3 separate regions of the Homo sapiens genome follow, and regions 1 and 3 are each linked to region 2. A link is a loop called in an ENCODE intact Hi-C map of the cell type or tissue named here. Cell type or tissue: B cell. All regions are shown on one strand. Each heading gives the region's core, and the rest is flanking DNA. Links, peaks and the distances in the headings are about the cores only.

The links. Hi-C counts contacts between places; a loop is a spot of excess contacts. Peaks named below come from ENCODE experiments on the same cell type or tissue, not always from the same donor. Only the 100,000 strongest peaks of a DNase experiment are listed, where the experiment ranks them.
Region 1: it touches region 2 in a loop (21-fold over the local background); 30 of 110 quality-filtered maps call a loop at or near these places.
Region 3: a loop joins it to region 2, with 2.6 times the contacts of the local background. A loop is called at or near these places in 4 of 110 quality-filtered maps.

What each region holds. Positions count from the first base shown.
Region 1 is chr17:30,595,923-30,605,824 of GRCh38, reverse strand. It overlaps the pseudogene SMURF2P1-LRRC37BP1 and the pseudogene SMURF2P1. Among named protein-coding and RNA genes, the nearest start is that of GOSR1, 120 kb to the right of the region's middle. RefSeq lists a silencer at 5,064-5,543. In B cell, for the core only: CTCF peaks have their summits at 5,195, 5,404 and 5,626; DNase peaks (open chromatin) are centred at 4,484, 4,624, 5,284 and 6,154; H3K4me3 peaks cover 1,985 bases; H3K27ac peaks cover 2,040 bases.
Region 2 is chr17:30,471,282-30,481,183 of GRCh38, reverse strand. It overlaps GOSR1 (golgi SNAP receptor complex member 1), which reads right to left and starts at 3,776. Exons shown (of 9, transcript NM_001007025.2): 1 at 3,720-3,776; 2 at 1-41. The coding sequence starts at 3,750. RefSeq lists enhancers at 3,513-3,732, 3,883-4,032. In B cell, for the core only: a CTCF peak has its summit at 3,918 (motif pointing left); DNase peaks (open chromatin) are centred at 3,303 and 3,823; H3K4me3 peaks cover 1,820 bases; H3K27ac peaks cover 2,232 bases.
Region 3 is chr17:30,544,743-30,554,644 of GRCh38, reverse strand. No RefSeq gene overlaps it. Among named protein-coding and RNA genes, the nearest start is that of GOSR1, 72 kb to the right of the region's middle. RefSeq lists an enhancer at 3,097-3,627. In B cell, for the core only: no CTCF peak of the experiment used is centred there; DNase peaks (open chromatin) are centred at 2,644, 3,524 and 4,449; H3K4me3 peaks cover 1,243 bases; H3K27ac peaks cover 928 bases.

The sequences.
Region 1 (9,902 bases), core at 3,322-8,321, 120 kb before region 2:
CAATATTTTTATACTGCCATGTAGAAAATATTTTTGATATATTGAATTAAATAAAATATATTATGCTTCATTTTAAGCATAATAAATTATGCTTATTATGCATAATATATTATATTATGGGTCTCGCTATGTTGCCCAGTGTGGTCACAAACTGCCGGCCTCAAGTTATCCTCTCACCTCAGCCTCCCGAGTAGCTGGATTACAAGTGCAAGCCACCATGCCCAGTTTATTATGCTTAACGTCATCTGTTTCTTTTTACTTATCTTAATGTGGATACTAGGAAATTTAAAATTACAGATGAGCTCCCATTTGTGGCTTACATTATATTTCTACTCAACAGTTCGGATCTAAATCTAGAAGATAATGGACCAATGTATTCAACATTTGGAGATAAAGTCCTATTTCATCTAGAAGCCTGTACTCGAACCATACCAACAGATAAGAAATCAAAATATATTTTCTGATAAGATCTAAACTTTCTTCCCATCTTTGTATTATTTCTCAAAATGACAACAGAAGATAGAGTTCACCAAATCAGGAGAGTAAACAAAAAATAGGAAGTCACTAAATCTAGAAGAGACAAAGGAAATTGCCAACATAACAATACAGGCAAGTCCCAGGACAACTGCCCAGCAGGTCTTAGAGAACCATTATGCCAGGCTGAAGAAAGAGAACACAGACCCCCAGGAGGGGTATCTCCAAGAAGAAACAAAGCCAAAGGAATACTGACAGAACTGAATATATGGAGAAAAGATCTTCAGTTCTGTAGGAGAGTTTGAGGATTATGACATGTAATTTCTCATTTCTAGCTAGGAGAGGAATAGAAAACTAAACAAAAGGGAAAAGTAGCTACTAATTTCAGAAAAAACAAAAGCTGTCAAGAAAGAAAATATAATTCTTGTACCCATGTGACCCAACTATGGATATTTACATAATCATAATAATGTAAACATGGAACAATGGTTTAACCAAAAAGTGTCCTATAATTATATTGGAAGACTAAAGAAAGATAGGTTTCAACTTAACCTGATTATACTATTCTACAAAAAGTTAACTTGAGAGCCAAGTTACTCTAATGTGGTCAAAAGCTATCAGGTTTCCTGAAGTTAGTGAGACATGTAGTGGTAAATACAAAGTGGCTAGAGAACTTTGCATTTAAAAAATTTCTTGGCTGGGCGTGGTGGCTCACGCCTGTAATCCCAGCATTTTGGGAGGCAGAGGCTGGCGGATCACGAGGTCAGGAGATAGAGACCATCCTGGCTAACACGGTGAAACCCCATCTCTACTAAAAATACAAAAAATTAGCCAGGCGTGGCGCCATGCGCCTGTAGTCCCAGCAACTCGGGAGGCTGAGGCAGGAGAATCGCTTGAACCCGGGAGGCCCAGGTTGCAGTGAGCTGAGATCGCGCCACTGCACTCCAGCCAAGAGCGAAACTCCATCTCAAATAAATAAATAAATAAATAACGTCATTATGGTGTATAGGCATACTTAAAAACCTGTGTAATAGAATAAAGCCATAATTTTCAAGGCCTTGAATTAATAAAATATGTAGTGAAACAAGATTAAGACGCTAGCATATATAAAGGGAAATTTTTAAAGTTAAATTTCCTTACATTATAGACAAGGTTAACCTCCTTACTGCCAAGGGCTTTGAAATTAATAATATGAGAAGCAGCATACAAAAACATTAAATTTATAAAAAGATCTGAAATAAATGTTCTGAAGGAGTAATCTTATTCTACTTCTCCATACCTAAGAATTTAAAATATTAGAAATTACATTAAACTGCTTTTTGCAGCCTTTGGTTTTCAAAAACAATAATGGTCTGAAAATTATCCTAAAGTTTTTACTGTAAAGAATATTTTTCTATCCAAACCATTGTAAGAAAAGCCTGTATCTGACAGTCATATAGGTATAATGGTATAGAAATTATACATTTTATAATCAATTTGTTCTAGAAATATTAGTTGAAGTTGATAGTGTTACCATACAGCCCATTTTAATGATCATATGTTAATGTGTCACAAAGAACAGAAGTAGCTTGATGGATGAAATTGGATTCTAACCCCCAATTGCCTGAGGAATCTAAAATTTGGGATCAAATTATTAAATTAGTCCCACCTTCTTAGCATTGACAAATACCAAACAATTCACTGACTGTGGTTTTAAGAATAATATGTGGAAAGGTCTAATATCAATTGTGGGCAGAGCTCTCACGGTTCAAATATTTCAGAAAGACAGTGTATGAGTGTGTGAGTGTGTGAGTGTGTGTGTGTGTGTGTGTGTGTGTGTGTGTGTGTCACCATGCAAGAAATGTTTATACCTTTCAGTAAAAAGGCAATTCCGCAATAAGGTTATTACCAAGTAACTAAAATTTATACAGCATATTGAAATCAAAGGTACTCTATAAATTTAAAATACTAATATGGTATTAACTTAAAGCAAAGAACAATAATTTTAAAACATCTTACAGCCCAAGTGTATTGTAAACCAAATATAAATTCACTGTGGGATCTGTCTTTTTTTAAGTGATTTTTTTTCCTCTATTAGGGAACCCAGGTCTAAATGAACTGTTAAACACTTAGTCTAAAGGTATGCCAAACATTTCTTAAGGTCTTAACAAAGAATCAACTTTTTTTTTTTTTTTTAAACAAAATGAGGCCTAGGTTAAGTATTTTATTTGGCTTCTCAAGATGGACTGAGAAGTTGGGCACCAGCTCCAGACCAATTCCTGGACGCACATCAAACACAGCCCTGTCATTTATCCTGTCAGTCAAAACAATCTTTTCCATCTAACCCTTTAATGTTTATGTCCTAAAAAGCTGCTAATTAAATCCAGCTCTTGAGATCTATTTGCTAAAATATATCCCATCTAATTTGTAAATGATGAACAAAAATGAAAAAAAAAATGTTCGCTTTCCTGGCAAAACAGAAGACTCCACTATAACCAAAGGAGGAAGGACAATGTTTTTAACATTTGTCAAATTTTAAGAGAAAACTATTCAGAGACAAATAGTTGTAAGAAACTCAGAGTACCTCAAACTGTTTTTCCTATTAAGTGGACACAGGGTATTTAAAAAATCCTCAGAAAAACCTGAAACAAAATCACTCTATAAATGTAGTTCAATATTCCCTCTTCCCCTAAAATATAAGCATAATCTTTCCTCTTAACAAACTTTACTTATAAATTTTTATAATGTATCATAGGCAGTACAGAAACCACAGATAAACACTTTAAGATCTACTGAGTCATACTAAAAACCTCAACTCATTTTATCTGCAGAAAATCAAAATCCCTATTTTTTCCCTCATTTTCTCTATGTAGCCTTGAGGGAAGTAAATGGAAACAGCTTATTTCTGATGCTTTCTGCACACCTGGGATCGCATGTTCTTTCGATGATCACTGATTCCAGATAGCAACAGATAAACTCTAAAGCAACAAAGATCCCCTAAAAAGGTTTCCATTGACTTCTCCCAATATAAGGACATTGAATGGGGGGGAGTAGGGGGAAATACAAGTATCCTCCAATCCAGGTTTTCCATTAAGAACCACTCAGTTAATGATTCCCTGCATTTTTCCCTAGGGAAAGCAAAACTGTCATGAAGGTCGTATATTATTTAAATTGCAGCCAACAGACATTCGAGATAAATTCTCAAATACCAAATTCACTGCAAGTTTTCATCTAGCTGTACTGGGATGTGACACACAGGCATTCAACCACAAAATTAGCTCAAATAAATCTCAAAGTCTAGTGTGGACAAACATAATTACAGTTTATTCGTACACGTGCACGCACACACAAATCCTCTACGGAAAATTATCTTTCTCACCACTCATCGGAATATAAACGTGGACAATTTATCAGGGGTAAATGGTGAAGGTAGGATAACGTCGTGATTTCAATTCCTTTTCAAACCAAATACAAGTTTTCCTAAAATGGGGGTGACATGTCCATGTAAGAATACCAAAAATGGCACTGTAAGCAAAAATGTACCTGTAATGTTAAAGATTTCATGCGCCTGGAATCATAAACACTTTGTAAGTGTAGTCTTCTATCTAGCAACCCCTCCGGACATTATTTTCCATTTAGAAAAAGGAAGGGGGAGGGTGGGGAGAGTAAGAGAAAGTTTGCTCTAAAGTTTGTATGAGCACATAGTTAGAAAAGTACCCCCTACCCGCCTCCAAAAGTGTGTTTTTAAAGCAGGTCTGGAGTTAGAAGTGACACAAGTTCTGCGGCCTACAAGGTACAACCCCAAACATGCCACCCTACAATCAGACACTTCCAAAACACAGTGTACAATGAGCCCGAGCCGTCGGATCAGACAGGCACATGGGAAAAGTCAACCTCAGTCTCCTCTCCTCAGAGAGACCTGAGTTTAAGGTGTGCGGCCCCGGCAACGGTGGCCAGAGGCGGGGAGTAAAGGTTTTGCAAGCGGGCATAAGTGGGTGTGCAAGGTAACAACCCGGGAACACACACGTACACCCTCCCGTTAAGCGCTCCATCTTTAAGGAGTGTTTACTGCGCGCAGTCTGCAACCGGATTCAATAATCCCCTTCACGAGCCCACCTGGGCCGTAGCCCAGGGGCTGCTGCTCCCCGAGCCCCGGGAGGCAGCGTCGGGCTCCTTGACCAAGACTTTTCAGCCCGAAATCCGCTGCGATGCGAACGGGTGTATCCTCCCCTCCACAAAAGACTACCCCGCCTCCCCGAGTCATCCTCGGCTTTTTAAAGAATGTCCAAACCAGAGCGAGTGGCTTTCCAATTACTCTCCCTGAACTAGGCCTTCCTACTCCTCCGACCCCCAACTCACCATTGATCGCGATCCTGGCCCTTCCCAAGTCAACAGGTACCCCGCGCCAGCTCGCCCACCCGGCGGCTGCCCAGCCCGGCCGCCGCTCCCCATCACCTGTCGGGCGCAGTCTGACTGGCCCGTTCCTCCGGCTTCAGGGGTTGGACATGTCCCCGGCGGCGGGGTTGGCGGGGGCGGCGGGCGGGACGGGGACAGGGGCGACGTCGAAGCGCGGCGGAGTCACCACAGAGGCAGGGGCTGAGGCCCGAGCTGCCGGCGCTGCGACCGCCACGGCCGGAGGGTCCCGGATGTGGCGAGCGTCGTCGTCCTGAGCCGCTGAGCTCCCCGCTCCTCCCACTTCTCCTTCCTTGGTCCGGGCAGCACAACTAGGCGGCAGCCGGCCGCTGGCGCCCCAGCCGTCTCCTCGCGGCCTCCGCGGCCTTTCCCTCCTCTCCTCTAGGCTAGGCCCAGTAGCCGACGGGGCTGGTCGGCTGAGGCGGGCGGTGCTCGGCGGCGCCGGAGCAGGACTCTGGGCTCGGCTACTCCTCCTCCACCCGCCTTTTTGTCTGAGGGACCCGGGACCTGGGGCTGCCGCCACCACTGGTCGGCTCCGGGGGACTGGGAGGAGACGGGAGTTGGGGCCGTTGGGGCCGGGCGGGGCCAGCGGGCGCGCGCAGAGTACCCAGGGTGCCCCGGGCTGGCACCGGCCGTCAGGGAGTGGGTGAGGTGCCGCCGAGGGTCTCACGCGGAACGCGCGCAGGGAGCAAAGTGGCAGCGGGGGCGACAACTCTGGCACCTGGAGGGGCATAGTGTCCGGTCCACTTAAGGAGAGCTTTTGTCCAAGCAGGGCCGACTGCATTTATTAGACGCCCACTGCGTGCAGAGCGCTCCTAGAGGCTGGGGCGAGGAAGGTTAGAACCGAGTCCGCTGCCCGCTGGGAATCTGGCGTCTCTCGGGCGAGGGAAGAGACAGCATTCCCACGCCAATGGTTCCAGCAAAGCCCCAGGACTGCTCTGCTCCTGGTCTTGTAGTTGACACCTCCATCGGAGACTCACCTGGGGGAGGCGATCGGGTTACCTGCCGGCTCCTGCTCTTTTCAGGTGCAGCCAAGGATAGGGAGATGATAACATCTGAAAGGATTAACAAGATAAACCTTGGAGAGTAATGTATGAAGGGTTGTTCATACACTGCTGTATTTAGTTATCTCAGGAGGAGAAAGAAAATTTCTTTTTAAATGTGTACCTTATCCTTTGACCTTGTAACTTTACTGCTAGGATTTTTTTTTTTTTTTTTGACAGGGTCACCCTCTGTCGCCCAGGCTTGAGTGCAGTAGTGTGACCACGCCTCACTGCAGCCTCAACTTCCTGGGCTCTGGTGATACTCTCACATGAGCCTCTGGAGTAGCTGGGACCACAGGTGTGCACCACCACGCCCCATTAATTTTTGTATTTTTAGTAGAGACATGTTTAGTAGAGACATTTAGGTTTCCCCACGTTGCCAGGCTGGTCACGAACTCCTGACCTCAAGAGATCCGCCTGCCTCGGCCTCCCAAAGTGCTCTCAGGCTCGGCTCCCTGAGCCACCATGCCTGGCCCTATTCTTGACAAATAAATAATAGTACGGAAGATGTTCTTTGCTATATTCCATTAATAACAAAAGGAATGAGGGAACAGCATAATGGTCCATGAACCGCATGCTTTTTAATGCAGCCATTTAACTGACAAGTTTTATGAAGATCATATAATATGGAAGAATGTATATGTAATGCAAAGTTTAAAAACAGAATAGAAGTTGTATGCATATGCATGCGAAAGTATGTAGCACAATGTAAACTACTAAGAACAACAGCGTGGGAGATTTTTTATGTGATTCATTAGTTTTGCTTTAGGCTGTTATTAATGCAATTTTAAATGTTTTGGATTAATATATTTTAATCCTTATTCCATGCCAGTCATTTCTTTTAATGCATCAGTGTAGTCACCTCTCCAGATAGTTACCTCTGAGAGCATTTCATCAGTTTGGATACAGCCTTACAATTAAAGTAATCCAAAAAAGTATATGAAGTTCTAGACATCACACTAGAAATACCACAGATAGGCCGGGCAGGGTGGCTCACCCCTGTAATCCCAACACTTTGGGAGGCCAAGGCGGGCGGATCATTTGAGGTCAGGAGTTCAAGACCAGCCTGGCCAACTTGGTGAAATCCCGTCTCTGCTAAAAAAAAAAAAAAAAAATATATATATATATATATTAATTAGCCAGGCGTGATGGCGCATGCCTGTAGTCCCAGCTACTAGGGAGGCCAAGGCACGAGAATCGCTTGATCCCGAGAGGTGGCAGTGAGCCAAGATCACGCCACTGCACTTCAGCCTGGGCAACAGAATGAGGCTCCGTATCAAAAATAAATACATAAATAAATAAAAATAAAAATACCAGAGATAGTGCCAGCAATTCATTCAACAAATATTAAGTGGCTATTTTGTGCAGAACAATGAGCAAGGTCCTTTAGAAATGCTTCCTTGTACTACAGATATATACAAATCAATGTGAACAATAGCTGCTACCACAATTTAAGAGGCTGAACAGTGGCAAAAAACTTAGCAAACTGATGTACACATTCACATTTGCCTTATTTTTATGGCACATTCTTTGTTTCCAGCCACCCAACTAACATAATTTGTAGCTTTATATTAGTTAATGTAAGTTAGTATTTCAGAAGGTGATGGGAGACCTGGGGGAGACTGCTTGTTTTGAAGTTTAAAGCAGTACATTCAAAAATGTAAGTGACAGCATAGAAAAATGTATACAGGGTTAACATGCAGAGGTTTGTATTTAGGCTTTCTTGTAAGTTTAAATACTATTGTTTAAAACAAATATTCAGATAAGAATAACACTTTAAAACCATTCAAGGACTGGGCATGGTGACTCATGCCTGTAATCCTAGCACTTTGGGAGGCTGAAGCAGAGGAATCAGTTGAGCTCAGGAGTTTGAAACCAACGTGGGCAACATGGCGAAACCTCATATCTACAAAAAATTAGCCGAGAGTGGTGGCATGCACCTATAGGCCCAGCTACTCGGAAGGCTGAGATAGGAGGATCACCTGAGCCCACAGAGGTCAAGGTTGCAGTGAGCCATGATCATGCTACTGCATTCTGTGGGGGAAAGAAATAGAGATCAGACTGTTACTGTGTCTATGTAGAAAGAGGAAGACATAAGAAACTCCATTTTGGGGATCTAATTAAACTAAAGAGCTTCTGCACAGCAAAAGAAACTATCATCAGAGCGAATAGGCAACCTACAAAATGGGAGAAAATTTTCGCAACCTACTCATCTGACAAAGGGCTAATATCCAGAATCTACAATGAACTCAAACAAATTTACAAGAAAAAAACAAACAACCCCATCAAAAAGTGGGCGAAGGACATGAACAGACACTTCTCAAAAGAAGACATTTATGCAGCCAAAAGACACATGAAAAAATGTTCACCATCACTGGCCATCAGAGAAATGCAAATCAAAACCACAGTGAGATACCATCTCACACCAGTTAGAATGGCGATCATTAAAAAGTCAGGAAACAACAGGTGCTGGAGAGGATGTGGAGAAACAGGAACACTTTTACACTGTTGGTGGGACTGTAAACTAGTTCAACCATTGTGGAAGTCAGTGTGGCAATTCCTCATGGATCTAGAACTAGAAATACCATTTGACCCAGCCATCTCATTACTGGGTATATACCCAAAGGACTATAAATCATGCTGCTATGAAGACACATGCACACGTATGTTTATTGCGGCATTATTCACAATAGCAAAGTCTTGGAACCAACCCAAATGTCCAACAATGATAGACTCATTAAGAAAATGTGGCACATATACACCATGGAATACTATGCAGCCATAAAAAATGATGAGTTCATGTCCTTTGTAGGGACATGGATGAAACTGGAAATCATCATTCTCAGTAAACTATCGCAAGAACAAAAAAACCACACACCGCATATTCTCACTCATAAGTGGGAATTGAACAATGAGAGCACATGGACACAGGAAGGGGAACATCACACTCTGGGGACTGTTGTGGGGTGGGGGGAGGGGGGAGGGATAGCACTGGGAGATATACCTAATGCTAGATGATGAGTTGGTGGGTGCAGCGCACCAGCATGGCAGATGTATACATATGTAACTAACCTGCACATTGTGCACGTGTACCCTAAAACTTAAAAGTATAATAATAAAAAATAAATAAATAAATAAAAGAAACTCCATTTTGATCTGTACTAAGAAAAATTCTGCTGCCTTGTGTTGTGGGAAGTCAGGGACCCCAAATGGGGGGACTGGCTGAAGCTATGACAGAAGAACATGGATTGTGAAGATTTTATGGACATTTATTAGTTCCCCAAATTAATACTTTTGTAATTTCTTATGCCTGTCTTTACTGCAATCTCTAAACATAAATTGTAAAGATTTCATGGACACTTATCACTTCCCCAGTCAATACCCTTGTGATTTCCTATGCCTGTCTTTACTTTATTTTTTTATTTTTTATTTATTTTTTTTTTTGAGAGGGAGTCTCGCTCTGTTGCCCAGGCTGGAGTGCAGTGGCACAATCTCGGCTCACTGCAAGCTCCGCCTCCCGGGTTCAGGCCATTCTCTTGCCTTAGCCTCCTGAGCAGCTGGGACTACAGGCGCCCGCAACCATGCCCAGCTAATTTTTTGTATTTTTAGTAGAGACGGGGTTTCACCGTGTTCACCAGGATGGTCTCGATCTCCTGACCTCGTGATCCACCCACCTCGGCCTCTGAAAGTGCTGGGATTACAGGCGTGAGCCACTGCGCCCGGCCAACCTGTCTTTACTTTAATCTCTTAATCCTGTCAGTCGAGGAGGATGTATGTCACCTCAGGACCCTGTAATAATTGCATTAACTGCACAAATTGTAGAGCATGTGTGTTTAAACAATATGAAATCTGGGCACCTTGAAAAAAGAACAAGATAACAACAATGTTTAGGAAACAAGAGAGATAACCTTAAACTCTGACCACTGGTGAGCCGGGCAGAACAGAGCCATATTTCTCCTCTTTCAAAAGAAATGGGAGAAATATCGCTGAATT
Region 2 (9,902 bases), core at 1,680-6,679:
GTCAAGTTCATTTTCCAGCTGTCGAGCCTGTTTCCTGAGATCTTTAACAAAATTATAACAACAAATAATTAGACATAAAAAGTAGACACAAAAATCACAGCACCATTCTAAAGAAAACAAACTATGAAAATGATCATATACTGATCTTGTTACCCCCATAAAGAAAAGTGTTGGCTGGGCACGGTGGTGCACGCCTGTAATCCCACCACTTTGGGAGGCCAAGGTGGGCGGATCACCTGAGGTCGGGAGTTTGAGACCAGCCTGATCAACATGGAGAAACCCTATCTCTACTAAAAATAGAAAATTAGCCAGGTGTGGTGGCGCACGCCTGTAATCCCAGCTACTCGGAAGGCTGAGGCAGGAGAATCGCTTGAACGCAGGAGGCAGAGGTTGCGGTGAGCCAAGATTGCGCCATCGTACTCCAGCCTGGGTAACAAGAACAAAACTATGTCTCAAAAAAAGGAAAATAAAAGTCTTAAAAGAAGGAAACCAAGGACTTGCCCAGCAAAGCAGATTAGTCACTTATAAACTTCAGAGGGGGCAAGAAGGGAAATAGTAATGGTAGATGCAACTTCGCAGCTTTACTCCAAAGATGGCTAGAAAACAAATGTTGTTCTATCCTTCCTGAAACTATTTGTATAGCAATAACTAAAATTCTGCAATTCAGAGAAAAACAAGAAGATAATACAAATCACAAAGGAACTAAAAATATGGTTTATGACCAGCATTATCAACTTACCAGTTAATGTTATAAGAAAGAAGCCATTATTCTTTTGAAAGGGATTTTGCTTTTTATGTTCCAAAGCTTTATTAGGCTTATGAACTTCTTTTCATAATAGCAAAATGACTTACCTTTTTTTTTCTTTTTTTTTTTGAGATGGAGTCTCGTTCTGTCACCCAGGCTGGAGTGCAGTGGCATGACCTTGGCTCACTGCATACTCCACCTCCTGGGTTCAAGCAACTCTCATGCCTCAACTACCTCCCAAGTAGCTGGGACTACAGGCACACACCACCATGCCTGGCTAATTTTTGTATTTTTAGTAAAGACGGGGTTTCACCATGTTGGCCAGGGTGGTCTTTAACTCCTGACCTCAAGTGATCCACCCACCTTGGCCTCCCAAAGTGCTAGGATTACAGGTGTGAGCCACCACGCCCGGACCAAAATGACTTCTCAATTGAACATAAAGAAAAAAAGTTACCACAAAAATTGCCTTTTTCTTTCTTTTTTTCTTTTCTGTTTTTTCTCACAATGTTGCCCAGGCTGCTCTCGAACTCCTAAACTCCAGTGACCCTCCTGCCTGGGCCTCCAAAAGTGCTAGAATTACAGGCATGAGACATCGCACCTGGCCAAAAACCGCCTTTAAAAAACTTACTGAGGCCAGGCGCAGTGGCTCACGCCTGTAATCCCAGCACTTTGGGAGGCCGAGGCAGGCGGATCATGAGGTCAGGAGATCAAGACCATCCTAGCTAACACGGTGAAACCCTGTCTCTATTAAAAATACAAAAAATTAGCCAGGCGTGGTGGTGGGCGCCTGTAGTCCCAGCTACTCAGGAGGCTGAGGCAGGAGAATGGCGTGAACCTGGAAGGCACTGGAAGGCAGAGTTTGCAGTGAGTGGAGATTGAGCCACTGCACTCCAGCCTGGGCGACAGTGCGAGACTCCATCTAAAAAAAAGAAAAAAACTTACTGAAAGTAATTTGGAGGGCTAAAACTAACAATAAACAATGTGCTACTAACAAGGTCGAATATGAGTATGATAGAAATAAGTACATAAGTTTTAATAGCAGAAGCAAACAGGCAAGTAGAGAAATTGGTTTAGCAGTCTGGCATCTAAGGGTTGCGTGACAGAAGCCACAGTCTGGACACCCACACACAGATACGAGTATTCTCATTCATGGTGAAGTGAAGGTTAAAATAAAAGGGCAGAAGTACCAGAGGTAATGGTATAAGAATCTCTCTTTCAAAAAGAATACAAAACATTATTTCAATATGCTTTTCAACCAGAAATAGAAAGCGTAGTTAACATAGTGGAGCATATTTGCCCAGAGACCAAATGCCAGTTCGAATCTCGGCACAGCCACTTACTGACTCTATGATTTATCAACAATCTACTTAACCTATGAACTTCAGCTTCTTGTTTTTTAAACCCCTACCTTCAGGGTTTGCTTATGTATTGGTAATCATATGCTTACAGCAGCTGGCACAGAGTAGGTTGTCAGTAATGAGCCGCTGTAATATTATAGCATGCTGCTTCAAAAAACCACAGGCTAATGACTAGTAATAAAGATATCAGTAGCCTCTTCTACATAATTTTAAAATGTTTTCTAGCGGCCAGGCGCGGTGGGTCACACCTGTAATCCCAGCACTTTGGGAGGCAGAGGCGGGCGGATCACGAGGTCAGGAGATCAAGAACATCCTGGCCAACATGGTGAAACCCCGTCTCTACTAAAAATACAAAAATTAGCCAGGCGTGGTGGCATGCATCTGTAGTCCCAGCTACTAAGGAGGCTGAGACAGGAGAATCGCTTGAACGCAGGAGGCGGAGGCTGCAGTGAGCCGAGATCGATAGCGCCACCGCACTCCAGCCTGGGCGACATAGCGAGTCTCCAAAAAAAAAAAAAAAAAAGTTTTCTAGCTGGTACACACATTTCAAATGGGCATTGTAATACATGTTTTAAACTATAAGCACGCTTTTCTGTGATTGGAATAATTGTCTTCTCTAGTAGGAAACATAAGTAAAAGCATTTTGAAAGTATGATAGGCAAATCTGGATAAATTTAGAATTGAGTTTCTTAGACCAAGGGGCTGATAGTGACAATACTGTGGTTTCTAGAGGCTTCAGTGTATAGCAATAAAAACAGGTCAAAGGAATTTGGAAAGTAGTTTCTATGCGGCTGTAAAGCAAAGAGACAGTTGGGAGAAAAAGGTGAGCTTTCTCTGCTCTTGTTGATCATCATAATCCACGAATGAGTTTTATGTAAGCTCACTTTATCCGACTATAGTTTCAGGAATTAAACAAATGCATTTGTCAAATCACAGGAAGGTTTTTTTGGTGGGAGAAGTATAGCAAATGTAACTGCAATTCACACAGGTTCTCTCAACTTTTTCAATAAAACCGATTCTAGACTCTAGAGCAGAAGGGTAAGTTATTTTCTCCTCCTTCAAACACCCAGTCCTGGAAGTCCCCAACCTGTAGTTGTCATGGAGACCCAATAAGAGACATTCTGTCTCCTATTCTCTTCATACTTCCTCCGACGGACCGGAATGCAAGTTCCTCCTTCTCTTTTCCCACTCAGTTTTCCAATAGTGACCTCAGCTCCAATGCGCTGACTCCTCCAGTCTCCGGGGCTCTGGATCTTCTCCCTCAACATTCGTTTCCTCTCAGAGTTCGTACCCCAAGCCCCTTCGTCCGAGTTCCATTACTCCCTCAACACAATTCTACCCAGGCGATTGAGAGCCCTCTTCCTCTACATCCCCGCTCTGTCCACTCTGCCCAACCCCTGCCCCACGTCCCGCTCACACGCCCCGGCCAGGCCAGACCCCTACCCCAGACCGTTCGGTATCCCCAAGGCCCCGGGGATCCCACTTAGGCAAGCCCCGCTGCTCAGCTCGGCCGCTCCGGGAGTCTGGTTCTTTCCTGTGCTGCTTCTCCCAAGATCTGTCCTCACTCAGCCCCTCTCACCCTCGTAGGACGCACCCGGAGGCCTTCTCGCCCTCACCTTCCCAGTAACTGCTGGTCCCTGCCGCCATCTTTGTCGTCCAACGTCAGCCGGGATAGGGGAGCAGAGGCGATGCAGGCCGGAAAGTCACCATGGTGCGTGTTTCCGCCTTGAGAGCCAGGGCCGACGGGATGCGAGCCTCCGCGGACACTGCCACCTGCTGATCAATTCGTTATCTTACAGCTTTTAAGTAGCGAGAGAGAAAAAACTTCGGCTTTAGCTCCTGTCTTTCATTCCCGCTTTCTGCGCCCCAAACCATCATCATCTCCCTCATCTCGGCTTATCCTTTCTCTCAGCAGGTGCCTACTTGACTGGGAGGAGAATCATCCTCAGGCAACTCCCTCAATTTCCCTCACCTTGTCTCTAATTTGTATCTTCAGCCAATTTCTTCCTTTCTCAGACATAGAGACCCTTTCTTCCCAGAGCCATTTCCTTCATCCTACCTCCCCGCCTGTGCTCCATCATCCACGTTCTTTGGCGTATGCGCTCTTCTCCACTGGCTGCTTTCCTTGTCTACAGCAGTTCTAGTCCCAGCCCTCTTTGTCCTTGTCAGCCGCCACATCTAGAAAGAGTGAGCTAACTGCTTCTACATGCTCTCGGCCTGAGCCCTCAACCTGATAAAATCTGCTGTCCAAACCCACACTTTATAGATACATAAATTATCACAGTCTACCGGTGCTGACTTAATTCTAGTGAAGTGTAGAAACCTTAATTCCTGTAAAGTTCTTTCCCCCACTCATTTATAATATAGTTGTTTTTAAGTATTTCCTCTGCATTCATTGAGGAGAACCACATCAGTGTTACAATATTTGCTTCAAGGGTCAGGCATAAGTTAGAGAATTCAAGAGAAGAGGAAAGCTTACTTGATTTATGCATATTTTACTCTTCTTCGTTCCTAGTGTCCCAAGATTCCTTTTTCTAATCGTTTCCTTTCTGTTTCAAGAATTTCCCTCAGCCATTTTTTTTTTAAAGAGTAGATCAGCTGGTGACAAATTCTATTAGTTTTTCTTCATCTGAGAATGTCTTGATTTCCCTTCATTCTTGGGGGATCGGATATTGTTGCCAGATATACAATCTGAAGTTGACAATTTCTTTCTTCAGCACTTGAAAAATGTGCCAATTCCTTCTGGCCTCCATAGTTTCAGATAAGAAATTGACTAAAATTGGAATTGTTTTTCCACTGTAGCTAAAATACATTTTCTCTCTCACTGCTTTCAAGAACTGTTCTTTAGTTTTCAGAAGTTATGATGTGCCTTGGTGTAGATTTCTTTGGATTTATCCTGTTTGGGATATCCTCAGCTTCTTGATTCTGACATTTATGTCTTCTGCCAAATTTGGGGGATTCTCAACCATTGTTTCTTCCAATACTTTTTCTGTCTCATACTGTTTCTCTTCTTTTTCTGGGAGTCTGATGACGTGAATGCTAGATCTTGTGTTAATGTCCCACATAGCTCTGAAGTTATGCTAATTTTTTTTCAGTCTATTTTCCATCATTCGGATTTGGTACTATCTACTATTCTGTCTTCAGATTTGCTGACAGAAAGTATGTCTTTCCTCTGTTCCCTCCATTCTGCTGTTGAGCCTATTCGTTGAGTTCATGTCAATTATTGCATTTTTCGTATCTAAAACTTCTGTTCAGTTCCTCATTATATCTTCTGTTTCTTTGCTGAGACTCGTTTTATCATTTGTTCTAAGTTTGTTTGTAATTGCTCACTAAAGTATTTTTATTAGAGCTGCTTTAAAGTCCTCATCAGATAATTCCAACATCTGTGTCATCTTGATGTTGGGGTCTGTTGTCTTTTTTTCACTCAAGTCGAAGTTCTCTGGGCTATTGGAATGACAATTTTTATAAATTGTATCCTGATGTTTCAGGTATTTGTTATGAGATTCTGATCTTATTTATGTCTTCTGTTTAAGCAGACTTCCTCTGACACTATGCTGCTGGGGGACATAGGGAAATGCTTGCTACTTCCAGGTGGCAGTGGAAGTTCAGGCTCTCCCTTGGCCTTCACTGATTCCCCAGGGAGGGGGTGCCTTGTTACTGCTCCGCATGTGGTCCCCACTGCCACCATGGCAGGGAGCCTCATTGCTGCTGTGCAATGGACGAGAAGTCCAAGTGGGGGATGGGTGGAGTGCTTCATTAGAGCCAGGTGAGTGTGGAAGCCTAGCCTCCTCACTCAGCCTTTGATGGCAAGGAGTGAAGATGGGCCTCAGTTTTTTCTGTGGCATTTGTCCAGAGTGGTGAAATTATTGTCCAAAAGTATTCTGTCTTGTTAGGATACCTGTTTCCTCATCCCTTGTCTGGAGAGAGAAGGCTTTCCATTTTCCTTTGGACTTTTCTTGTCTGCACCCTTTGGCATTTCTAGGTTGCCAGTTTCTCCAGCACCCAGTATAGGACATAGGAAACAAAAAGGAAACCCAGGGAACTCACCTTCATGTTCTTTACATTCTGAGGTCCTTAGCTGGTCTGCCTTCTTCTTTCCACCTTTTTGAGTCTTTTTAAAAATATATATATATGATTTTTTTTTTTTTTGCTGTGCTTAGTGGGAAAAATAGAAAGAAATACAGCTAATCCATTTTGTCCAGAAGTGAAATTGTTGATTTAATTTTTAAATGTTTTAATTATCGGGCTGGATGTAGTGGTTCATGCCTCTAATCCCAGCACTTTGGGAGGCTGAGGTGGTAGGATTGCTTGAGTCCAGGAGTTTGAGGCCAGCCTGGGCAACATAGTAGGACCTCATCTCTACAAAAAATTTAAACATTAGCCAGGCGTGGTGATGCGCCCTATAGTCCCGCTACTCAAGAGGCTGAAGTGGGAGGATTGCTTGAGCCCTGGAGGTCAAGGCTGCAGTGAGCCATCACCACACCACTGCACTCCAGCCTGGGTGACAGAGTAAGACCCTGTCTTAAAAAAAAAAACCTGCTAAAATTCTTCATCTTGTCTTCTACTTTCTTGAATTCATTCATCATCATTCTTTTTTTTTTTTTTTTTTTTTTGAGACAGAGTCTTGCTCTGTCGCCCAGGCTGGAGTGCAGTGGCACGATCTCGGCTCACTGCAACCTCCACCTCCTGAGTTCAAGGATTCTCCTGCCTCAGCCTCTCAAGTAACTGGGATTACAGGTGCCTGCCACCACACTGGCTAAGTTTTGTATTTTTAGTAGAGATGGGCTTTCACCATATTACCTGGGCTGGTCTCGAACTCCTGACCTTGTGATCCTCCCACCTCAGCCTCCCAAAAGTGCTGGGATTACAGGTATGAGACACTGCGCCCGGCTTTTTTTTTTTTTTTTTTTTTTTTTGAGACGGAGTTTCGCTCTTGTCACCCAGGCTGGAGTGCAATGGCGTGATCTCAGCTCACTGCAACCTCCGCCTCCTGAGTTCAAGTGATTCTCCTGCCTCAGCCTCTCGTGTAGCTGGGATTACAGGCATGCACCACCACGCCCAGCTAATTTTGTATTTTTATTAGAGATGAGGTTTCTCCATGTTGGCCAGACTGGTCTCAAACTCCCAACCTCAGATGATCCGCCCACCTCGGCCTCCCAAAGTGCTAGGATTACAAAGGCGTGAGCCACCGCACCCGGCCCATCATCATTCTTTAAAAATTTCTGATAACTGAGAAATCTGTACTTCCCATAGGATTGTTTCTATTTTTCTTGATCATTCACAATTTAATCTTGTCTTTTGATAATAAGAACTTTTGATTGGATGCTATATATTATAGATACAACTTTGTATTAATCATTTGAGGATCTAGATGATGTTGTCTTTCTCCAGAAAGAATTTACTGCCTCTTCTTGCAGGCAGTTCAGGTAGGGGCAGATCAGCTTAATCCAGTATGGGGTGGAACTAATACCAAGAGGGATTCTGTGTTTGTTAAAATTGGTCTATTTTTGGTTAACCCTTAATTCTAATGTCTAGCCATTCAGGTTTCCTAACTGGAAGACTGTTTACCAGTGCCACCTCCTTGACAGGTGCTAACCTCATATTTTCCTCCACCCAGTGATACTGCCTAAAACTTCTGTTTGAGTTCTCTGTCTCTTGCCTGGCCTCTCTTCTGTCACCTATGAATTGAAACATACCTGGAGGTGAAAGTTTTACCATCATGCTCACCTCTCAGCTCTTTTTGTTCCGGGATCTTGATCCTATAAGTCCTTCTTACATTAGTAGTTCTCCAATCCTTCAAACAGTTTTTTTTTAAAATAAAATTTAGCTTTTCTAATTGCTCTTGACGAGAAGTCTTTCCATTTCAAGCCAATCCACTCACAGCTGGAAGTGGAACTAAATTTTATTATTTCTAATTTATCTGTAGATTATTTTGTATTTTCCATATATATAAGCATATCATCTAATAATGACAAATTCATCTTATCAATATTCATTCATATATGCTATTTATATTTTCATGTTTCATGGCTGAGATCTGTTCTGATAATAGAGCAAAGCTAAGGTATTAAATACTTTAGTAGGTATTTTTGTTGGCATGTTCGGGGAGGAGTTGTAAGTGCTCTGATTTTGCAGTTCTCATTTGACTAGCAGGACTCGAATTTCCTCCTTTTCTTCTTTTCATCACCTAATTTTCTTTTGCTTCTTTTCATCACCTAATTGTCAAAGGTGCTTCTCCTTTTTTCATTTTTCCCTTCACTAGACGCTCTTCTTTTCTTTTCTTTTGAAGCTGTGTGTTTCAAAGACTGCCTCATTAAGTCACACCTGCCCCCTTTAAATTGTGCTCACTCTGAAGCCTCTTGCCTCTGGTTTCTGCCCGGATCTGCTTGGACATGTTTTTGAGATTGAGAGTTAGGTGGACCTAGTCTTTCTGGCAGTAGTTTTAGGCCAAGATTAGAACATTACTTTCTTTTTCTGGCGTCCCTCTCCTGACTTCCCTGCAGTTTATCTCCATCTGGCTTCGCTCCACAGAGCCTGTGGGATGCTGCTGGGGTGGGCCTGTGAGAATCCATGTTGCGATCTGCTGATTTTCCTCATCTTACTCAGTTTGAAGTTTCAAAATTCTCTGACTTCAAATTATGCTGAGAGTGTGATTTCTGTATACTTTTTCCTTCGTGTGCTTGCATTATTTTGCAATGAAATATCGGGAGACAGGTAGCTAGGCTGCCACTAATGTTTTCAGCGACCGGGAAGTTCGCTTTCATTCTTGAAAGGTATGTTCAATACAGAATTCTATGTTGGAAGTTATTTAATGTTTTCCCCAGCATTTTTAAAGTATAATTTCAATGTACTTTGGCTTCTATTGTTGAGAGTGTCTAATTGCTAATCTCTTTTGTCTTTGTCTTTGTTGATCTGCAATTTCACTGATCTAAGTGTGGATGTTACTTTTTCTTGCTTGGATTGAGTTTCTTTAATCTATGGGTTGCTATCTTTATCAATTTGGGGAAAATTCTCATTGCCTCTTAGTTTCCTATGCACTTTCTTTTCTTTCTTCTAAAACTGTGGTTATCAAACATGTGGTATTAGTTGTATGCCAAATCCACATTTTAACCCTCTCCTTTGTATTTTCTACCTTTTTGTCTCCATGCTACGTAAGAATTTCTACAGATCTGTCTTCTAGTTAATTACTTCTCTGTGCCCAATCTGCCACTCCAACTATCCATTTTAGTTTCTGTACTTTCATTTCCAGAAGTTCTGCTATTATTTTATAGATCTTTGTGATAGTCTCAGGTTTATCTTTTATTCATTTGAAAACAATAATTATATTTTACAGTGTTCAATAATATAAACATCTGAAACCTGTATAAAAGTTTTTCTGCTCTTCTTTTACTTGTGAAAAATTGTGAGGTCTGCTCCAACTCTAGGAGGGACACACCTTCCACTAGAGATTTCAATTGAACTTGGTCACCTAGAAGCAGAGCCACATGGCTTGACACCTGGAGTACCCAAACTGTGCATGGCTGCCTAGATTCTAGACATCCTATTTCCTATGCCCAGGCCCTCTTTCCAATGTGTTCCATTCACGTTCTGCTAAATAGAAAACTGTGTATAATCCTTCCTCTTTTGTCCTCCCAACACTCACATCTTCCAAATCAAAACCCAGGAGTCAACTCTGTATGATCTCTGCAACTTTTCTATAAATCTAAAATTATTACTTTTAAAAATATAGCAGTCCTGTCAGTCATTACTGTAACTTGCCCAGTCCCTTTCTGTTCCATTCCCTCTCAATAGCATCAATG
Region 3 (9,902 bases), core at 1,593-6,592, 74 kb before region 2:
CAAGCTCCGCCTCCAGGGTTCATGTCATTCCCCTGCCTCATCCTCCTGAGTAGCTGGGATTACAGGCATGCGCCACCACACCCAGCTAATTTTTTGTATTTTTAGTAAAGACAGGGTTTCACCATGTTAGCCAGGATGCTCTCGATCTCCTGACCTTGTGATCTGCCTGCCTCGGACTCCCAAAGTGCTGGGATTACAGGCGTGAGCGACTACACCTGGCCCTAGGCTCCTCTTACCTGGCCCCAGATCCCTTCCCAGCACCAGACCCAGGGTCATTAGCTGCAAGCTCTGCTGCCTCCCTGGCCTCTTTGTGAGATGCCCAGAACTTGGCCCTGCCCATCTTCTCCCCCATTCCCCTAAGGCCACAGCCCCTATGGTCCTCATGCCTTTCCCCCTTCCCCATGGGGACAGTGAGGGCTGTAGCTCTAGGGAAGTGGGGGAGAACAGGGGCAGTTGGGCCCCCAGAGACCTGCTGGACAACATCCCTGAGGCTGGGCCAGGTGTCTCCTCACCCTGTGGCCACAACCCTTGGATCTCACTGGGGTTGTCTCCTGGTAGACAGGGCCAGACCCTCAGGCTGCCCCGCTCCTTTTGTGCTCACTTGCCGACAGAACTGCTGAGAGCCCAGGGGCCTGACCTAGCCCCCTCTCCATTCCCACCCACTCCCTAGATGGGCCCCACACCTCTGGCCTAACAACAACCTCAGGCTGGACCTGCAGGGGAGCCAGGGAGGAGTTCTGACCCTGGAAAGGAGGTTGGCTCAACCTGGGGAGACATGTCCTGCGTCAGAAAGGCCTTTCTAAAAGCAAACCCATCCATGAGCTGAGACAGGTGATTTAGGGGCTGAGAGGAGCACAGAGGACTCACTGCAGAATCCCAAAGCGATCAATGTTTCCGTAGATTCCAACAGGCACAGGCCCCATGTCCTCTGGCAGTGCAGCTCAGTGTCCCTGTAACCCAGAGGGAGCCTTGGTGAGGGGTCCAAGGTAAAGGCTGAAAGGGCCTGGGGGTAGTGGCCACCCTGCACTGTGCTCCTAGGGAGCCCAGGACCATTTGACCAGGGTGCACTGGAAGAGGCCTCCCTCCAAGGAGTAGATGGATCTGTACCTTCTCATACTTCATAGTGATGTCCTCTCACTCCTCCAAAGTATCCGCGTCCTCTATCAGGTCCATCCTGTGAGACAAAAACATCTAAAGGTTACACTGTACCTGAGAGCTTCGGAGAACACCTGAACTGCTCCTGCCCGGCTCCCAGATGCTGCCTGGCTGCGTAACCCCCCATTCCACCACCGCCCTCAGGTGAAAAGGGGCTAGACCCAGTGGCCCACACCTGCATGGGTCTCTGGAGTCTCCAGCAGGGGTGTGCATCTTCCCAAGGACTTGAGGACAGTGGGACCTGGACAGAGAGTCCCATTGTCCCCAAATGCCATGAAATGGGCATACACCTGCCCCGGCAGTTTCAATGGTGTCCACCTGCCAAGGGTGAAGGGCCCATGATGGGCTATTCCAGGGATATGGAGGCAGACTGGGGACAGGGACCAGAGGTCTCTGGGATGCTCGGGACCACAGAGATGCTCAGTTTCCTACGGGGAACAAGGTCTCTCCTGAGTGCTCGGTTCTACTCTGCTCATCACTTGGGCTACCATGGCCCTTCAGTCTCACCAGTGAAGCCACTTTAGGAACAACAGGTTTAAGGAATGAAAATAAGCTACTGTGTCCAACGCAGCCTCTGTACTCATAGAAACCACATCTCTCGGGGAGGGACTGTGGACTCCACCATTCTGAGCTATCCATACAGGAGGGGGCTTCATTTTCCTGGGTCACGGAGGAAGAACAGTGGGTCTTTGGTCCTGGGGAACACCTAGATGGATCGTCCCTCCTGGGAACACTTGGAGCAAAAGGAGGGCAAGGCCTGGATAGGACCAGACAAAGAAATACCTGGGGACAACCCCAGTTCCTGGACCCCGTTGAACAGGATGGAAGATAGCCTCCCTCCAGCCAGCTCTCCAGGGCTCCTTCATTTTCCACAGCTGCCCAAAGGCAGAAGGCTCCCCATGCCACTCCCGGACAAGGGACCATGTGTGTTCAGTTGGTCCCACAGGGACCATCAGGACCCAGCTTAGGACACAGATGTGTTCTTAGGACCCTCCCCTCCACCCCACCCACAGTGGATCCATCCCAGTGGCTCTGCCAGGGCCAGGCTCTGCCCCATCGGGATCGGAAACCCTCGACAGATTTGGGATCTAGGGCAGGGAGACCACAGGGTTCAGGCCTTAAGTCCAGCCCAGCACAGGGCAGGGCTGAGAGCAAAACCCAGGGTCATGTCGGGATTCCCGGGTTGATTACCACTTCTCTGACCCCAGACGTCTCAGTTGTCAAATGGGTACATTTGGGAACAGCACCTACCCTATGGAGGCACCATGAGGACGAAAGAGACAATTGTCTACACGGGCAGTGTAGAACGGGCACCCGGTGAGTGCTCAGGGATGACCCTCCTCAGCAGGTGCCCAGAGGCCAACATCGCCCACCCCGTAGCCACTGTCCCCAAGTCAGCCTGCAGGGAAGAGAGCAGGTCACACTCACCTGATTCTGAAGAATCAGCTGGCCTGGGTCATGCCTCTCAGGGAGAAAACCTTTGAGTCCACAGAGCCACTCACAGATACCACTGTCTGTGTGTAGCTGCTGTAGAACACAGAGGCAAGCCGGGGAGCAGCAGGTGCTAAGCACCAGTGACATTCTGAGGTCATGGCACGCATCACAATGGGGCCTTGCCCGGGTCAGCAGGGCCCAGAGTCAGTATCCACTGCCTGAGGCGTCAACATGCCTGCCTGCAGCGTATACACTCTGGGGTGAGGAAAGGAGCCCGGCCTCTCCAGCAGCTGCACAGGCCTGCAGTAGGATGGAGGTGAAGCTGGCCTTGTGGATCACTTGGGCCTCATGAGGGGAAAAGAAAGACCAGGGGGCAGAGGAGGAGCATGGGGGCAGCTGGTGGCCTAAGGAGAAGGCACTTCAGGGAAGGGGTCTGTGTTAGTTTGTTTTCACATTGCTATAAAGAAATACCTGAGACTGGATAATTTATAAAGGAAAGAGGCTTAACTGACTCGCAGTTCAGGAAACTTACAATCATGGCGGAAGGTGAAGGGGAAGCAGGCATCTTCTTCACAAGGTGGCAGGAGGGAGTAAGTGGAGAACAAGGAAGTGCCACACTTTAAAACCATCAGCTTTCCTGAGAATTCACTCACTATCAGGGGAGCAGCACGGGAGGAAACTGTCCCCAAATCCAATCCCCTCCCACCAGGTTCCTCCCTTGACACAGGAGGATTACAATTCCAGATGAGATTTGAGTGGGGACACAGAGCCAAACCTGTGAGGGTCTCAGTCTGTCTTGCAGCTCCCCTGGGGCTGAGGCTGAGTGCAAATCTGCTGGCCCTGCTCTACAGCACGCAGGGTCTCTGCCAGTGCACCCCATCTGCTGCTTCCTGGGAGTGGTGGCTACTTCCTCAAAAGGAGGGTGGATCTGCTCTCCTGTGCACTCCCCCTACCCCCGAGGGACTTGTGGAGCCCTGGCCACATCCTCCCAGGGTAAGGGCATGAAACTGGGCTCCTTGCCCTTCTTACTGCTTGGGTGACAAGCCTGGGGTCATCCCTAGGCCGCGTCACTGCCCCTGCTTCTAAATGGAGAGCATTTTGCCAAACCTTCCTGGGAGAGGCTGGGGGCTCATCCCTGTTGTCTGTTCCATCTTGGTAAAGCCAGGTTAAGACATCTGGGTAAGCAGACAGTAGAGTGGCACCCAGGAAGGGTGGGTGGAGGGCGCTGGCATTTAGGCTTGCCTGGACCATGGTGGGAGGGGGAAGGTTACCAGGAAGCAGTGCTGTCAGGGCTAAAGTCAGGAGGAGGTGGTTATGCTGGTGAGGCAGGGGTGTGGCTGGCTTGCGGTGGGGCATAAATGAGAGCCAAGGTTTGTCAGCATGCAGAAGAGGCAGCTGACTCATCCCTAGGGGCTGCGGAGGAGGTCGGGTCACTCTTGATCCCAGTTCCCAGTGAAAACTGGAGGTTGCCATCACCTAACCACACATGCAATAAAGTCTTCTGCCTGCTGCTTACAGCCCCCGAGAACCTTCTCCGAGAGAATAAAACCTTTGACTGCTGCTCTTCCTGAGTGGATTTTGTTTGTGTCTTCTGATGAACTGTGATGTCCCGTCTATCATTTTCCCAGGCTCAAGGATCCACCAAAAGTTGACGCCTCTTTTGGGGAGGCTCTGCAGTGCCTTCTTCTCACCAGGCTCCCCGGGAAGCTTGTGAACTTGGCTTGCACCCTAAGCAGCCAGGTACACGCAGGGGCTCTGCTTCTTGCTTTCACTAAGAGAGAGAGCCAAGAAAGAGACTGAAGCATGGTCTGCAGAGAAGACACTGGTGCAAACGCCAGGAGAACGAGGGGCCTGAGTCATCTTCATTCCCCTTAAAAACACGCATTCCCTCCCAGGCCACCTTAGGGCATGAAGCACAGTGAGAGTGTGTGTGTGTGTGTGAGTGTGTGTGTGTGCAGGTATATGCACGTGTATTTATGTGCATGTGTGCGTGTGTGTGCGTTCATGTGCATGCACGTATGCATGTGTACATGTCTGCTTGCATGTGTGCATGCGTGTGTGGTGCAGGGATATGAGGTGGACAGGATGTCGGAGGGCAGCTCCAGCTCCAAGCTGCACGTTTCTCTGTTAGAATGGTTTAGATTCCCTGGACCACAGCAAGAGAGTGTTTTCACGTGCATCCATTTTTCTTAGCATTGAAACCCATATTTTTAGCAGCATGTAAACCTTAATTTGCTTAACTATTCTTAGAAGCATTTATACCGGTGGTCCCCAACCTTTTTGGTCCCAGAGACCAGTTTCATGGAAGACTTTTCCACGGACCCGGGAGAAGGGGAAAGGATGATGCGGAGATGATTCAAGCCCATTACATTTATTGTGCACTTTATTTCTATTATTATTTCACTGTAATATATAATGAAATAATTATACCATTCACCATAATGTAGAATAAGTAGGAACACTGAGCTTGTTTTCCTGCAACTAGATGGTCCCATCTGGGGGTGATGGGAGACAGTGACAGATCATCAGGCATTAGATTTCATAAGGAGCACACAACCTAGATCCCTGGCATGCGCAGTTCACAGTAGGGTTCATGCTCCTATGAGAATCTAATGGCACCACTCATCTGACAGGAGACACAGCTCATGTGGTAATGCAAGGGATGGGGAGCGGCTGTTTCTACAGATGAAGCTTTGCTCACTGGCTGGCTGCTCACCTCCTGCTGTGCAGCCTGGTTCCAAACAGGAGGGAACCCGTGATTTATCCAGTAAGATAAATCCATTATGTAAGTTGACATTATTCACTCTGCACCACCCAAAATTATCTTGCATACCTACACACACCCAAGGGTCCGACAGCACACTTTGGGAGCTGTAGACAGTAAGCCTGGAGGTCCATTGCGAATTCCATCTCTTCACCCTGTAGGCTAATAGGCTATGTTAGTTTCCTAGGGCTGTTTTACAGTACCACAGACTGGGCACCTTCAACAACAGAATCTTACTGTCTCACAGTACTGGAGGCCATGAGTCCAAGATCAAAGTGTCAGCAGGGTGGGTTTCTTCTGAGGCTGTGCAGGAAGGTTCTGTTCCAGGCCTGTCTCCTGGCATGTCGGTGGCTCCCAGTCTCTAAAAAACAAACAAAAAAAAAAGAATATGGAAAGGAAAGGTCATTCTGATGAAGTCTCAGATGGAAATCAAGAAGAGGTAAATGGAAACTGGAGGAAAGGTGAGTGACGCTTGCCATAAAGTGGCAAAGCACTAGTGTTTGGTGGAAGGCAGAACTTGTGAGTGATGTAACTGAAATTTGGCAGAAGAAATATCTCAGCAAAGTATTGAAGGAGCGGCTTGATTGTCTTGAACGTTTATAGGAAAATGAAAGAAAAAGAGGAATGATTTAGAGACAGAACTTATAATCAAAAGGGAAGCAGAACTTAAAGATTTGGGAAACTTTTAGCCTTCTCAGCCTGCCCGTTTTGAACAGATAAGAAAGTGTGTTTGGGAGCGAACACGAGGGTGTGGGTCAGGAGGCCTGCGTGGATCAGGGCTGTGCTCCTCACCAGGACAATGGAAGAGCGACCCTGAAGGCATTGTGTGGATCACTCAGGCCGCACTCTCGTCACAGGCCCATGGTGCCAGGGCACTGACGGCAGTACGGTTTCCAAGAAAGGCCCTGGGGCGCCCTGAGGACCCCTGAGGACCTTGGGGCTTGCTGCCCAGCACTCCCTGAAGTCGCTGGTTCCCACACTGTGCTGTGGTGCTCCTTGGCTGCTCCAAGTGTTGCTCAATGGGCCCTGGTGGAGTGGGGGACATGCTATCACCCCTCCAGAGGACACAGGCAGAAAACTCTTTGGAGCATCCACGTGGTGCTCATTCTGCAGGTGTGCAGAGTGCAATAGCTGTGGGATATGGCTGCCTCCACCTGCATTTCAAAGTATGTCCCAGACAGCCTTGGGGTCAGGCAGAAAACTGCCACAGGGGCAGGGACACCACAGAACGTTCCCACTAGGGCAATGCCCAGCAGAGCCGTGGGGAAGAGGCTATCCCCAAGATTCCAGGATGGTAGAGCCAGCAGTGTGCAAGTCCACCCTGGGAGAGCCTCAGGCATCAAACTCCAACATGTGAGAGCTGCTGCCTGGGCTGCACCCAGCAAAGCCATGGGGGAAGAGCCACCTGAAGCCCTGGGCCGCCCAACCACATCCTAGTATATCTGGAACATGGGCCATGGAGTCAAAGAAGGTTCTCAAGTTTTAAGATTTAATGTTCTTTTCCCGGTTGGGTTTTGGACTCACTTGGGGCAACAACAACAACCAAAAACACCAAGCTGAAAGCAAAAAACACAAAATAAACACCTTAACCCTATCCCTCCATTTAATGTAATTCAGGACTCTAACCAAGAAGAATTTCTCAATTTCTCAGCAAAGCTACAGGGCTAATATTCAAACCCGCCTATAAGCAATGCTATTTCTTTTCCTTAGGTAATTATTTTCCCAGAACTCTATAAAACAACTAAAATATTTTTGACCAGAAATTAAACATATAAAAAAGACCATCTAGGCCTTTGCAGCATGCACCTCCAAACTCTTCCAGCCTCTACTCATTATCCACTTGCACATTTTTGCGTATTTTTTAGAGCAGCATTCCACTTCCTGGTATCAAAAATCAATACGAGTTTGCTAGGGCTACGGTAAGAATATACCACAGATGGAGGTCTTAAATAACAGAAATATTGTTTCTCACAGTTCGGGGTCCCAGAAGTCCAAGACTAAGGTATCAGCAGAATCGGTTTCTTCTAAGGCCTGGCTCCTTGGCTTATAAGTGGCCACCCTCTTGTCTGTGTCTCCATGTGGTCTTCGGTCTGTGTCTGTGTCCTCATCTCCTCTCCTTATAAGGACACCAGACAGATTGGATGAGGGCTCACCCATATGACCTCGTTTCCCCTTAATTACACCTTTAAAGGTCCCATCTCCAAACACAATCCCATTCTGAGGCACTTGGGGTTAGGACTTCAACGTATCAACTTGGGGGTGGGGGACACAATTCAGCCCATAACACCCGACTTCTGTGCCCCCAAAACTGCTTAGGCAGAAGAAATGATGGGGTGGCTCACCATGGTCCCTTCAAAGCTTCTGCCCAGAAATGGCACCTGTGACTTCTGCTCCACTTCACTGCTCACAGCAGGTAACATGGTTCACTTCAAAGGGACAGGGAGGTGCTATCCTACCATGGATTTAAATATAAGACCTCAAACTATAAAAATCCTAGAAGAAAACCTAGGAAATATCCTTCTCTACATCAGCCTTGCCAAAGAATTTTTGGCTACGTCTCCAAAAGCAATTGCAACAAAAATAAAAAGTGACAAGTGGGACCTAAGTAAATTATGTTGTAAATCAATAAATGTGATTGACTTATTGAATCGGCAAATGTACATTTATTGATTATAAATTTTATACACTTTATAATAAAGAGTTTCTGCACAGCAAAAGAAACCATCAACAGAGTAAACAGACAGCCTACACCATGGGAGAAAATATTCACAAGCTAGGCACCCAACAAAGGCCTAATATCCAAATCTATAAAAAACTTGAACAAATCAGCAAGCAATAAAAACCCCAAATAACCCCACTACAAAATGGGCAAAAGACATGAAAAGACACTTCTCTAAAGAAGACATACAAGTGGACAACAAGCATATGAAAAAATGCCCATCATCACTAATCATTAGACAAATGCAAATCAAAACCACATGAGATCCCATTTCACACTAGACAGAATGGCTACTATTAAAAAGCCAAAAAACAACAGGCACTGGTGAAACCATGGAGCAAAGGCAATGCTTACACACTGTTGGTGGGAATGTAAATTAGTTCAGCCACTGTGGAAAGCAGTTTGGAGTTTTCTCAAAGAACTTAAAACAGAGCTAACATTTCACCCAGAAGTACTATTACTGGGTATATAACCAAAGGAATATAGATCATTATTCCAAAAAGATGCATGCACTCATATGTTCATCGCCAAACTATTCACTATAGGGAAGACATGGAACCAACCTAGGTGTCTGTCAATGATTGAGTAGATAAGAAAAATGTGGCACGTATACTATGGAATACTACACCACCACAGAAAAGAATGAAGTCATGTCCTTTGCAGCAACATGGATGCAGCTGGAGGCCGTAATCCTAAGTGAATTAAGACAAGAACGTAATACTAAATACCACATGTTCTCAAGTGGGAGAGTGGGAGCTAAACACTGAGCACATGTGGTCAAATACATGGGAAAATTGGACAGTGCAGACTATTGGAAGGGGGAGGGTACAGGATGAAAAACTATCTACTGGGTACTAGGCTCACTACCCGGATCCAACATACCCATGTAACAATCCTACACCCGTACCCCCCTATATCTTAAATAAAAGCTGGAATTTAAAACAATATTGCTAAAAACACTAAAAATTTTTTCAGCGAGTTGTCATCTTTTTGTTGGTAGAGGGACTTGCCTCAATGTTTATGGCTGTTGACGGGTCAGAATGATGACTGCTGAAGGTGGGTGTGTGCTGTGGCAATTTCTTAAAACAACAATGAAGTCTGCTGCATCCATTGACTCTTCCCTTGAAGAAAGATTTCCCTGTAGCATGTGAAGCTATTTGATAGCATTTTTCCTACAGTAGAACATCTTTCAAAAGTGGAGTCAATCCTCCCAAACCCTGCCACTGCTTTATCAACTAAGTTCATGTAATATTCTAAATCTATGGTTATCATTTGGATAGCGTTCACAGCGTCTTCACCACAACTAGTTTCTATCTCAAGAAACCACTTTCTTTGCTTATCTGTAAGAGGCAACTCCTCATAAGTTCCAGTTTTCTCATGAGATTGCAGCAATACAGTCACATCTTCAGGCTCCACCTCTAATTCTAGTTCTCTTGCTATTTCCTCACATCTGCAGTTGCTTCTTCCACTGATGTCTTGAATCCCTTGTCATCCATGAGAGCTGGAATCAACTTCTTCCAAACTACTGTTAATGTTGATATTTTGACCTCTTCCTACCAATCCTGAATGATATGAATGCCATCTAGAATGTTGTCTTCTTTCCAGAAGATTTCAATTTACTTTGCTCAGATCCATCAGAGAAATCACTATCTATGGCAGTATCAGCCTCCTTGTGTACCTTTATCAGACTTCTTGCGTAACCAGGTGGATTATCAATGAGCAGGATATTTTGAAAGGTATATCTACATTTTCCAAGCAGTGGGTCCCAACAGTGAGTTTAAACTATTCTGCAAACCATGCTGTTAACAGAAGTGCTGTCATCCAGGCTTT